Regions from separate parts of the Homo sapiens genome. Here all the other regions are linked to region 2. The links are chromatin contacts, found by Hi-C or POLR2A ChIA-PET in ENCODE. All regions are on one chromosome and are shown on one strand. Each heading gives the region's core, a stretch centred on a gene start or an enhancer-like site at or near the end of the contact. The rest is flanking DNA. Distances are from core to core; before and after follow the strand shown.

Region 1 (2,837 bases), core at 6-2,505, 230 kb before region 2:
TTCCCTGTCAGTGACAGAACTCAAGACAGGAGGACCAAAGAACTGACCCAGGGGCACGTTTCGTGATCACTAATTTCCAGGTAGTGAAGACTCAAGACATTTCTTAACAAAAAACATTACCAGAACCGCCGCACCCCCCATACTCCCCCACACATTCTTTTTTTTTTGAGTCGGAGTCTGGCTCTGTCCCCCAGGCTGGAGTGCAGTGGCGCGATCTCAGCTCACTGCAAGCTCCGCCTCCCGGGTTCATCCCATTCTCCTGGCTCAGCCTCCCAAGTAGCTGGGACTACAGGCGCCCGCCACCACGCCCGGCTAATTTTTTCGTATTTTTAGTAGAGACGGGGTTTCACCATGTTGACCAAGATGGTCTCGAACTCCTGACGTCGTGATCCATCCGCCTCGGCCTCCCAAAGTGCTGGGATTACAGGCTTGAGCCACCGCACCCGGCCTCCCCCACACATTCTCTGCCTATCTTGAAGCATCTCTTACTCTGGTCTTGAAACAATTTCTGCTGAAATGACTCTGAGTTAGAACGCCCTGTGATCTTTCCTAAAGACCTGAGCATGCCTCCTTGACATGCATCGCATTTACAGTTATATCCTTTCCCCTTGATCCAATGACTCATATTCCCTGAACCCTTTTATCTAAAAATGCTAAAGAGGGGACAAATGATTGGTAAGCAGAATCTCCTGGCCACTGCAGTCCCAATCAGAGTGAGGTTTGAAAGCTTTTCTTAGGCTCAGAGTCCAGGGAAAAGTTAATTTTTGGTTCTCGGCATGTGGACTTAGGTTTCTGTACCGGCGAGGAGTAAGGATGTGGAATGAGTAAACTCCCTGGGAGGTGGGGGGTGGGGAGGGGATGGGGCCTCCCTGGAGCCTCGGGCCATTAGTAATCTGCTTTGTGAATGGAGTTAAAGGAGGAGGGGGCTGCACATACTTGGAATTCCTTCATCTGGGTGGGCTCCTTCTCTCCAAACTTTCAGGATGTGGGAAATATAAGATGAAAGAAGCTGCATTTCCAGCCTATCAGGTTACAGCGTGGAAAATGGAGAGGGAAAGAAGTAGGGGGTGGAGAGTGGGGCGGGAGAAGGCCTCCCCGAGAGGGGCCAGGGAAACCCAGTTTGAGAACTGGCTGGGGAGAGTGAGAAAGAAAGAGTGCTGGGGCGGTCAGATCACGTTTCACATCACATCAGAGCTGTGGAATTTCCTCTCTTCTAGGGGGAGCCCTGTGAAGATGAAGTTGGTTTAAGGTTAGTCGGTGATGAATAATAGCCCAAAGGCGACTGATGGAGGGTGTTACTAAGTGACTGGTGTTTACAAGCAAAGCTTTGGTGGTGGGGTTGGGAGGTGGGAGCGGGAGCCATCTTCAATCTGAGTTGTTCACCAAATTCTGTGACCCGAGAATGGAGTCCATGTATGGATTTTATTTGTGTCTGACCTCTGTGGTATGCAGAGTCCTGAACACTCGGGCTGAGAAGGGGAGCAAAAGAAATGGGAAGGTAATTAGAAAAGGCGGGAGAACCTCCAGCGTGGGTAAGGGATGCAGGGCCCTCCGGGCACAATCAGTTTCTGCTTTGTGTCTCTGGCGTCCCTGGGGCGGTCCTGGCAGGATCTGTTTCTGTTCTACTTAATCCACGTGCTCCACACCACTCAGTTGTCACTGCCTGGCTCTCCGAGGACCTTACCTCCCCAGAGATGCGTTTATTTTTTAAGTGTACCCAGGCGGCTGTCCCTCCTTATTTTCTGTTATGAGAAAGAAAGCTCCACCCTGGGTGTGAAACAGAAGTGTGAAACTTCTGCGAGGCCGGGTAAGTGGCTCCTGAGGCCAGGTACACCCTCCTTAGGGAAGAATAAAAACAGTGGAAGACCACTGGGGTCAAGTTTGGGCCTAAAATTAAATAAAGGACAACGGGAGGGAAAATGGAACCAAGCAACTGGGCTGGTGGTGGCGTGTTAGGAGAAAAAGAATGTTTATTAAACCCTGATACCAACCACAGTCGGGTAATGTATTGTTCTAATATTATGACGAATAGAAAGTTATTAGATGGCATATAAATCATCACATACTACACATGACAAAAATATTGCTTGTTTTGAAAAAATTAGAATACAATAAAATACGCTTGTCACAAACCATAGCAAGCTTCATTTCATCTTTTTTCTCCTGTTTCAGAAAGCTGTTTAGGATTTTGCAGTATATCAGGGTCATCATTTTCAAACATCTATTAGTGCCATATTGTAGTCGCGTGAGAGGTTCAGTTAATAAAGGTTTCTGGTTGATAGATGGCTAGAGCAAACAGACTTTTGCACTATCTTCTCTGAATTGCTACTGAGTTATTACAATACACTGAGTCCATATTTTATCACTTTACAAACCATACACTCATATTTTCCCCTCCTCCCTCCCTTTCCAAACACTACCACCTCCAATAGTTTTGAGAAAAATAAATAGAATATTTCCTCCTCTTTGCATTAACTCCTCACAGCTCCCTTTCCAACACGAGCTGTAGCCTTGAACCTTGCTGGACTCAACTCCATTGCCTAATCCTTGCTGGTTTTGACACCCACAGTCATTTTCTAAGACTGGCTTTTTTTTTCTTTTTTTTTTTTTTTTCGTGAGGCCTATTAAATTTGGGATAGGTAGTATATTTGAACTGGTCCTTCTGGATTTCTGAGTGGTTTCCTAAGAACAGGTAAGGGTAGTAACTTGAGTGGTATTTCCTGTGTGCCCCAGTGAAATAAGTCAACAGCATGTTTTTCTAAGTTGAAATGAAAATTAATATTTTTTTTTGAGATAGGGTTTTGCTCTGTCGCTCAGGCTAGAGTGCAGTGGTGAGA
Region 2 (2,941 bases), core at 271-2,770:
AAATCAACAAATAAAGCATAACAGCTAGGAAAAACATTCAGCAATGTGGAGCTAAAGATGTAGTTCCCCCAACATTTTCTAACCTATGACCCATATGGCTGAAACGTCTACAGCACAGGGGGGCTGGTGTGGATAGAAGGGTGACCCCTATTATCGCTGTGCCCTAATGCACTTCTCACACATGCTGGATGTGTGCATAGACCCTTGCTTCACAAGTACACATGGGAGCCAGGACTCCGGGAAGGAAGAGTGAGAAAAGGACACAGAAGAGGAAAGGGATGGAGAGGGTAGACAGGACTTTTCTGGAGCCATCTTTGGAATAAAGTGAATTGCATCTGTCCATAAGACAGCCCTCTATCCCAGCTCAGGAGGGGGTGGGGCCGCCAGCCATAGTTTCCAGCCCCACATGCTGGTCAGAAATGGAAGACCCCCAACCCAGACCCTGCTGTGTGACAGCGGCTCCCTGACATGCCTGTCTGGTTTGGCTCCTTCTCTGAGGGGCTCTTGTTTCTGCACAGCCTTTCCCAGCTTCCCTCTGTTACCATGCTGTTTATAATGTTATTTCATTATTTCTTGTTTACTTTCTGTTCCATTTTGGATTTCGTCTAGGTTCTCTGAGAGATGTGTTTGTTTTAAACTCTGCTTTGAATCTAAAACGTTTCAGAAGACGGTTCTGATTAAAACCCAATGGAAACCAAATCAGGAGAGAGCCTACGACAAATGATAACAGACAACCAAATGTGGCTGAAACGAAGTCAATTTTTTAAACCAATAAACATACTTGGAAACTGACTCTTAACCACAAAACATTTTCTGTGGTTGGCAGTAAGCACTACATGCTTGTTTTCTCTGAGGCAGTAGTAGTGGGGCATAGGAAATCCTCGTCAGGGAAAGACCGTGTTTGTTCTTGGCCGGTCTGCTGAGCATCCTCCATCTCTTGAAGATAGTATCTGTGTTTCCTGGAGGCAACTGCCACCTACCTTTCTCAGCCAGTCTCAACTCGCAGGAAGATTATTAGTCAGAGGATTACCGCTACACCCTGCTCCTGGGAGGGCGCCTCTCCTCCCACAGTACTCTGGGGGTAGCTGAAAACCCTTTAGTACCACCTGTTTCAGTGGCACACTGAGGCTGCAAAGTTGCATTTTTTCTTCTCCAATATTTTCAAATGCTTCTTATTCAGTGTCAAATATGATAAATTCTTGCCAATATGCAAAAGCTCTGGGTAATGGACACACCATGGGGCATAATCATAACAACATGTTACAATTATATAGCATTTCGGTTTCCAAAGTACTTGCGATGGAAGGGGAAGGAGAAAGCAAGCTAATGCACTGAGTGCTTGCCCTATGTTAGTCACTTTCCCATGTTATAGCATTTAATTTTCACTGTGTAATTACTGAGGAGGAATCACTATTCTCATTCTGTGGATGAACAAACTGAAAGTTAGAGGTGATAGGAAGTTCCTGAGGTGCCAGAGTGTGGCAGGAAGAACACAGCAGATGCTGGGCGTGCAGTGGGGGTTTGGGTAAGGAAACAGGCTGCAGAGGAAGATGTGGTGAGGGCTTCCAGGGCTTGAAGCATGTCTGGCTCTACTCAGAACAAAAAGAGGAACTGTTGGAGGCTTTTGAGCAGGAATTTCTCGATGTTCTAGGAAGATTATTCTGGATTGTGATTAGGGTGCCCTAGAAGAGAGAGGCTGGGAAAAGGAAGATCTGGTTATATTTTGGTTTTGCCCTTTTTTAGGGAAAAGGTCGGGGGGGGGGGGTTCACTGTGATGAGAAGTGAAATATAATGAATGAGGCAGTGGGAATGGAAAAAAGGGGTGGATTCTAGAAGCAGTGAAGATGAAATCTACAGCCCCAAGGAGCACTACTGTGAATGTTTGCACTATACTGTCCTCTTGGTCAGTGTCATAATAAACCTGCAGATCTCTGGTATCACCTATGTCATTAGTGCTCATCTAGGGAACGTCATCTGCAGATTTATTATGACACTTTTCTGTAGTAGCGTGTCATATTCCAACAGAATCAGTTAATTATGACAGTCTTCCCAGGAGATGAGAGTAAAGCACCAGGAGAAAGGGGCACCTTCCTCGAATTTGTATAAAGGTGCTGCATGGGCTAGCACCGAGCAGCTCTTAACCTAAGAGTTAGGAGAATTATTTTAACTATAATTTATTTAATTATTATTATTATTATTTTTTTTGGAGATGGAGTCTAGCTCTGTCGCCCAGGCTGGAGTGCAGTGGCGCGATCTCGGCTCACTGCAACCTCCGCCTCCTGGGGTCAAGCGATTCTCCTGCCTCAGCCTCCTGAATAGCTGGGATTACAGGTGCCCGCCACGAAGCCTGGCTCATTTTTGTATTTTTAGTAGAGACAGGGTTTCACCATGTTGGCCAGGCTGGTCTCAAACTCCTGATCTCAGATGATCCGCCAACCTCAGCCTTGCAAAGTGCTGGGATTACAGGCGTGAGCCACTGCGCCCAGCCCAGCCTAACTTATTTAATTTTAATTTTATTCAGAGCTTTAGATATTCTTGGGATTTCCAGGTGGAGATCCCTTTAAAAAGCAGGTAGAAGAAAACCCAGTAAAGGGAAATCAAGAAAGAAAAAGAAAGTAGGAATAGCAAACTAAAAGAAAAACTTGGAGGTGGTGTTCCTTGAGGGAACTGAAAGTTAGAGGCGAACACAAGTAAAAAACTGTTAGTACTAAAAAGAGAATTTAATAAGGTGACAGAATACAAGATACAGATTTTCAGATACATAAAAATCAATAGCTTTCTTACTCTACTGGCCACAATCAGTTAAAAACTGAAATGGAAAATAATCTCATTCATAATAACTAGCAATAAATTTAACAAGATAAAACATTTATGGGTGGTGGCTGATGCTTGTAATCCCAACACTTTGGGAGGCTGAGGTGGGATCGCTTGAGCCCAGGAG
Region 3 (2,700 bases), core at 154-2,653, 140 kb before region 2:
CCTAAGGCCTTTCAGTTTCTTTCTAAGAAGGTGGGTGTTCCAACCCCAGGGCCCTCAGCAGAGCCAAATGTTAAAGGAAGAGAAGTTGATCTTCGGGGGCTTCCTCACCCCAGTTCCAACCGAAGTTCCTTTGTTGGGGCCCACAGCGGACATTCCGAAAGAGGAAATGAGACACGTGCGTTCCACAGGCCCCTTCCCACGCCCCCTCCTTTCTCCCTTCTCCAGGGACATACTCCTTGATACCCTCCCTCCCCACCAACATGCACACTTAGGAAGTATGGCCTGCTACCCTTGGGGGCATCCCAGGTAGAAAACTTGCTTTTTCCACCTTCAAAGCTGAACTCTTCTGAGTCCGGCCTCCTCAGGACCCTGCTGAGTGACTAAAAATCTAACCCAGGGCTGGCCATGGTGGCTCACGTCTATAATCCCAGCACTTTAAGAAGCCAAGGCGGGAGGATCACTTGAGCCCAGGAGTTCAAGACCAGCCTGGACAACACAGTGAGACCTTGTCTCTTAAAAAAAAAAATTTAAAAATTAGCCAGGCGTAGTGGTGTGCGCCTATAGTCCCAGCTACTAGGGTGTGGTGGGAGAATTGCTAGAACCCGGCAAGTCGACGCTGCAGTGAGCTGTGATTGCACCACTGCACTCCAGCCTGGGCAACAGAGCAAGACTCTGTCTCAAACAAAACAAAACAAAAAAACGACTAACCCAAACAAAGCGCTGACAGATGACACTGGCTTAATGCAGATTCCAGTCCAGGGGATATGCCCATATTAGAGGCCCACAGCTTTCTGAGGGGCAACAAACCATGGGCACCCAGAGAATTCCAAGCTCACCCTCTTCAGAAGACCCACTGGCTTGATGGCCAAGTGCATGTCCTGACGTTCTTATAACAATAGCCACCATTGATTGTAAGTGCTTATTGCGCACCAGGTACTGGGCCAAGCATTTTACATTAATTTCCTCCTATAATCCCCACAGTGATGCCATGACAAAGATACAATCATGATCCCACAGTCAAGTAACCTGCTCGGCTCACATAGCCCATGAGCCCATTCTTCCTCGTAGGCCTCTTCTCAGAAAGGTGGGGAAGGACGAGTATCAGACCTTGACAGGAGTTGGCTGGGAAGGTCTGGTCTCCAATTTCCCACGATTGTCAAAGCCAGCTGTGCCTCTCCCAGAGGTGAAGAGCCAGCCATCTAGTCGTGGCCATCTTGGCTGCACTAATGTGGCCGTGGCTGGGGCCTTCCCCGAGTCATTGGGAACTCTTGATGCCTTCTTTATTTTCCTCCCAGAGATGTTGTTTTAAGGTTTTTGCTTTGCTGAAGCATGTGTTATGGGGACAGCGAGGGGATTCCCCTAAACCGTGATGCTGTTCTGTTCAAAAACATTTGCCTGGAGGTCCACAGCTGTGTGACTCACGCTGTTGGGTGGCAGGAAAACTCACAGCTGCAGTGGGGAGGGGCCTGGCCCAAACGAAATGGGATACTTACAGGGTGGCCAGGTTTAGTAAATAAAAATGCAGGATGCCCAGTTACATTTGAATTTCAGATAAACAGCAACATTTAGGACACCTTCATGCTAAACAACTTATTTGTTATTTATCTAAAATTCAATTGTAACTGGCCATCCTGCATTTTATCTGATAACCCTAGATACTCAGCACCCAGGATAAATCTCCCGCCTTCCCCCTGGCTTCAGCAGGGTGTTGCCGAGAGAAGACAACAAAACCTGGGAGAAGTCCACTGACCTGGGATGAAGACAAATCTGAGGGTCTCAGTGGTCTGAGGAGGGTAGATACACTCTGCTTCCAGGGTTCCCCTTGAGCAACTGCAAAATCTCAACCTCAGCCCAGGGCAGAATTCCACATTCAAATTCCACAAAATGCAAGGATGCACCTGAAGGTCACCGCTTCATTCTCGGGGCCTCAGTTTTCTTATCTCTGTAATGGGAAGGACTTTTGGATTCTACGATGTCAAGTGACCCTCTTAGCCCTTAGCTTTTCTTGCATAGTGGAAAATCTGCTGGAAGCAAGTGAAGGTATGAGTGAGCTAGCCAAGGAGCAAGTGTAGAGAGGAGGAGGAGGCCATCTTGGCTTGGAAATGGGCCGCCCCTCTTGCCCTACAGCACTGCACGGAGACTGGGCCATTGTACCTGGATGTTGGGTGGTTTGGAGGGCTCCCCTGGGTCAGGCACACCAGTGCATGCCTGGACTTCCTTAGAAGGGACCCTGGGCATGGACCACAGCTAGGTCCATGACTGAGGTGCCCCAGCCATGAGCAGTGGCAAACGCCCATGGCAACACCTGAGCCACAGCAGGGAGGGGACGATCATTAGCTTCAAAAGCAGGGAAGTAAACTGTTAAGAGTGAAATTACTAAATGACTACAAAATGTTAACTAGACATTTGCAACTTAACTCCTATGGTTTATGTAAATTATATGTGATGCATGTGGGTGCATTTGAATATATTTGACACGTGGAAGCATGTGGCCTCAAGAATAAGGATGCCTGGGCCTCTAGCGCACTTGGAAGACAGGCTGGGGATATGGAGACAGTGAATTTCCTGCAGGCCAGAAACCACATCCGGGGGTCTAGGAGCAGCAGGGTGGTGGTGAGGGAGTGAGCTAGAACCTCTAGGGTTAGAGATGGGGTCCGGTCTGGGAGGCAGGAAGACCCCTCTGATAGGAGTGTCAGACAG
Region 4 (2,802 bases), core at 169-2,668, 190 kb before region 2:
TCAGAGTAGTTAGTTAATATACCCCAAGTCACACAGCTAGACAGAGCCAGGATTTGATCCTAGGTTTGACTAACTCCAGACCCTCCACTTGAATTATTCTACTTCCCTGATGCTAAAGTTGGCAGAGAGAGGAAGAAACTCCCTTCCTGCTGAGGTTCCTGACAAACAGTAGGGGCAGGTGAGGGTAGCAAGTAACCCTGAGATCTGCTGGTTAGGGACGCCTGGCACAAAAGGATCTTAAGATGCCTCTGATTCTGCAATTCTATCTCTTTAAGACCCAGAGTTCCCATGCCAAGCCTGCTCTGTGATCCTCAGAGATTTCAGGGGTGGGGAAACTGGATTGAATGCGCTGACATACAAGCAAAAAAAGACCTCAGCATTTTTGCCTCGCCTCGGTGGCTCCGGCCTTTTTTTATTTTTTTTCCCTCTCTCATTTATTTATTACTATGCTATTCCCTGGCCCTGCTGCTGTGTCAATACTGATAAAAGCAAATCACCCCACAAACAGGTGCAGCTGGGAGCTGCCCCTTGGACAGCTGCCAGGGAAATGTGATCGCTCAGCTGGGGTGACCTGCCCCGGCCCAACCCCCTCTCAGGTTCCAGCCCAGGGCATGTGTCCTTGGGCAGTTAATGTTGGTCCACATGTCACAGCCCTGGTATCCCAGTTGGCATCATGGACTTGTGCTGGTGTGTGTGGTTTGGGTGGGGTGGGTATATGCAGGAGAGAAGGGAGGCTCCCAGGAATTTATTTTCTCTTTCGGTTTCTTCCAACAAATTCAGAAAATACAATGTCACCAAGTCCCCCTGCAAGAATTTGAAAATATTTCCTAAGAATATCACTGCCTTATTTGCCTAGGTAAGAAATATTTTTTCCCATTCCCAAATTCACACACACATGCAGTGTAATGATCCAAAAGAAATTTTCTGAGTATCTCCTAGGGCTTAGCTGTGAGTTCACCTAAATAAACATTTTGTGAGCCAACCCTGCTATCCAGAATGCATTTTGATGCTACCAAGCCATGTGACTTTGACTCTGGCTTGGAAAGATTTTATTTCATTTCCCCTCCCCCATTTCAGTGTTTTGTCCCCAAGCATCATTTCCCCACTTCCCTAGGGCACCAGCCTTTCCGGAAATGCCCTAGCTCTGCGTGCAGCCTCCGCCTCCCGGTGTGGAGAAGGCGGTGACAGCGCCGCGCCGGAGCCGCAAGGCGGGCCTGGGCGGAGGGCGAGGGGCCGGGGCGGCCGGGCCAGGCTGCCCGCCTGCCGCAGAGCAGCGCGCAGCTCGGGGAGGGAGGAGGTTGCCATGCAAATGACGCGGCGTCCTGCGGGCCCCCCTTACCCGGGGGCCCTCTGGTTGCCAAAACAGAGCATTCCCCAGAACAGTCGCCTGGAAACGAGCGCTGTCATAGCAGCCTTGAGCTCAGTAGCAGCGAGCCAGCTGTGCTGCCACGAGGAGCTGGGTCAGGATGTTCAGACCTCCTCAGCACCCCCTCCCCACCCAGTCTCCACCTCGGGGAAGGGAGTGGTGGCTTGGGCCACCGTGGAGGGGAGGGAGGGCACTAATTGGATTGGAACACTCCTGAAACACATCAGCTGCTCCTCCCTGGGGGAGGGGGAGGAGGAAAGCTGCAGACTGTCTTTGTGATCGGCTCAGCCTCTCCCTCCCAGCAGCCTCGCCCTGACCTGGTCCTCACTGGCCTCTGCCCACCTATCGCTGTCCTGGGGCACAATGGCAAGATCTTTGTAAAATGGAGGAGGCAGACACCGGATCAGATAATCACCAAAATGAAATTCAGCCTTGATATGAAGGGTACCGTGGTGATGCTACCGGGATCTGACCTGGTTTGGAAGGGTTAGGGAAGAATGCAGGTTTGCCACAGCTCCCACGTACTCTAACTACTTCATCCCTTAACAGCCCCCCGTCTTTCCAGCACCTTTTCTCATCAGCTCAGCTATGCCAACCTGGTCTTCCTTAAACCTTGGGAGCATTTGCTTTTTCCTATTTCATTTGGCACCCAGAGAGCTGCTCATCATTTAAGCGTGTGTGTGCTCACCAATTAAACTACAATATAAACTTTAAGAGGCAGGACCCATGTTATCATTGTCATGGCCCACCTTGACCATGAAGAACGAGACAGGCCAGGCGCAGTGGCTCACGCCTGTAATCCCAGCACTTTGGGAGGCCGAGGCGGGCGGATCACGAGGTCAGGAGATGGAGACCATCTTGGCTAACACGGTGAAACCCCGTCTCTATTAAAAATACCAAAAAATTAGCTGAGCATAGTGGCGGGCGCCTGTAGTCCCAGTTACTCAGGAGGCTGAGGCAGGAGAATGGTGTGAACCCGGGAGGCAGAGCTTGCAGTGAGCCGAGATCGCGCCACTGCACTCCAGCCTGGGCGACAGAGTGAGACACCATATCAAAAAGAAAAAAAAAAAAAAAGAACAAGACAGAGTTTTACAGACCTGCTTGAATTTAGGTGCCAGTGATCTTTGTCAACATAGTCATCACCCTGGGAGGCCTCTGGCGTTGCCTTTGCAACAACTGTTTTAGATTGGCCTTCAGAGACTAGTAAAACCTCTCCTGGGACTAGGGAGGGGAGGAGATTCAGTGACAGCCTGAGTGACAGTAAGCAAACAGGTGGGCTACAGAGAAAGTGGACGACTACTCAGGACACATCGAGCGTTTCATGTGGTCCGGAGGCTGTACGCCAGAGCTTACAGGTGTGACTTAAGCATGTATGTGCAAGGGAGTCCCCTTCCTTCAAATTCCTAAAGGGCCTTGGGAGTCTTATGTACCCAAAC

The links. Hi-C counts contacts between places; a loop is a spot of excess contacts on that map. ChIA-PET counts read pairs that join two places held with the same protein, here RNA polymerase II (POLR2A). Pooled maps may share reads with other maps.
Region 1: a loop to region 2 is called in a pooled map, with 4 times the contacts of the local background. The contact joins two enhancer-like sites. A Hi-C loop is called at or near these places in 4 of 50 pooled maps. POLR2A ChIA-PET finds 5 or more read pairs at or near these places in 2 of 52 experiments (GM10248 and Panc1).
Region 3: a loop to region 2 is called in a map of naive thymus-derived CD4-positive, alpha-beta T cell, with 10 times the contacts of the local background. The contact joins two enhancer-like sites. A Hi-C loop is called at or near these places in 1 of 168 maps with a recorded cell type or tissue (naive thymus-derived CD4-positive, alpha-beta T cell), 3 of 37 single-sample maps with no recorded cell type and 11 of 50 pooled maps. POLR2A ChIA-PET finds 5 or more read pairs at or near these places in 1 of 52 experiments (activated CD4-positive, alpha-beta T cell).
Region 4: a loop to region 2 is called in a pooled map, with 2.9 times the contacts of the local background. The contact joins two enhancer-like sites. A Hi-C loop is called at or near these places in 3 of 50 pooled maps. POLR2A ChIA-PET finds 5 or more read pairs at or near these places in 3 of 52 experiments (Caco-2, H1 and OCI-LY7).

The regions. Positions count from the first base shown.
Region 1 is chr6:37,136,074-37,138,910 of GRCh38, reverse strand. No RefSeq gene overlaps it. Among named protein-coding and RNA genes, the nearest start is that of PIM1, 33 kb to the left of the region's middle. RefSeq lists an enhancer at 637-1,473. Within about 2 kb of position 1,255, at least 18 of the 41 ENCODE cell types and tissues checked have a DNase peak (open chromatin) inside an H3K27ac peak, as active enhancers do.
Region 2 is chr6:36,910,755-36,913,695 of GRCh38, reverse strand. The region is part of intron 4 of C6orf89 (chromosome 6 open reading frame 89); the gene reads right to left. Among named protein-coding and RNA genes, the nearest start is that of C6orf89, 26 kb to the right of the region's middle. Within about 2 kb of position 1,520, at least 7 of the 41 ENCODE cell types and tissues checked have a DNase peak (open chromatin) inside an H3K27ac peak, as active enhancers do.
Region 3 is chr6:37,047,599-37,050,298 of GRCh38, reverse strand. No RefSeq gene overlaps it. Among named protein-coding and RNA genes, the nearest start is that of FGD2, 43 kb to the right of the region's middle. RefSeq lists a cis regulatory region at 1-284. Within about 2 kb of position 1,403, at least 12 of the 41 ENCODE cell types and tissues checked have a DNase peak (open chromatin) inside an H3K27ac peak, as active enhancers do.
Region 4 is chr6:37,101,212-37,104,013 of GRCh38, reverse strand. No RefSeq gene overlaps it. Among named protein-coding and RNA genes, the nearest start is that of PIM1, 68 kb to the left of the region's middle. RefSeq lists enhancers at 644-693, 940-1,547, 1,548-2,155 and silencers at 1,132-1,311, 1,322-1,461. Within about 2 kb of position 1,418, at least 38 of the 41 ENCODE cell types and tissues checked have a DNase peak (open chromatin) inside an H3K27ac peak, as active enhancers do.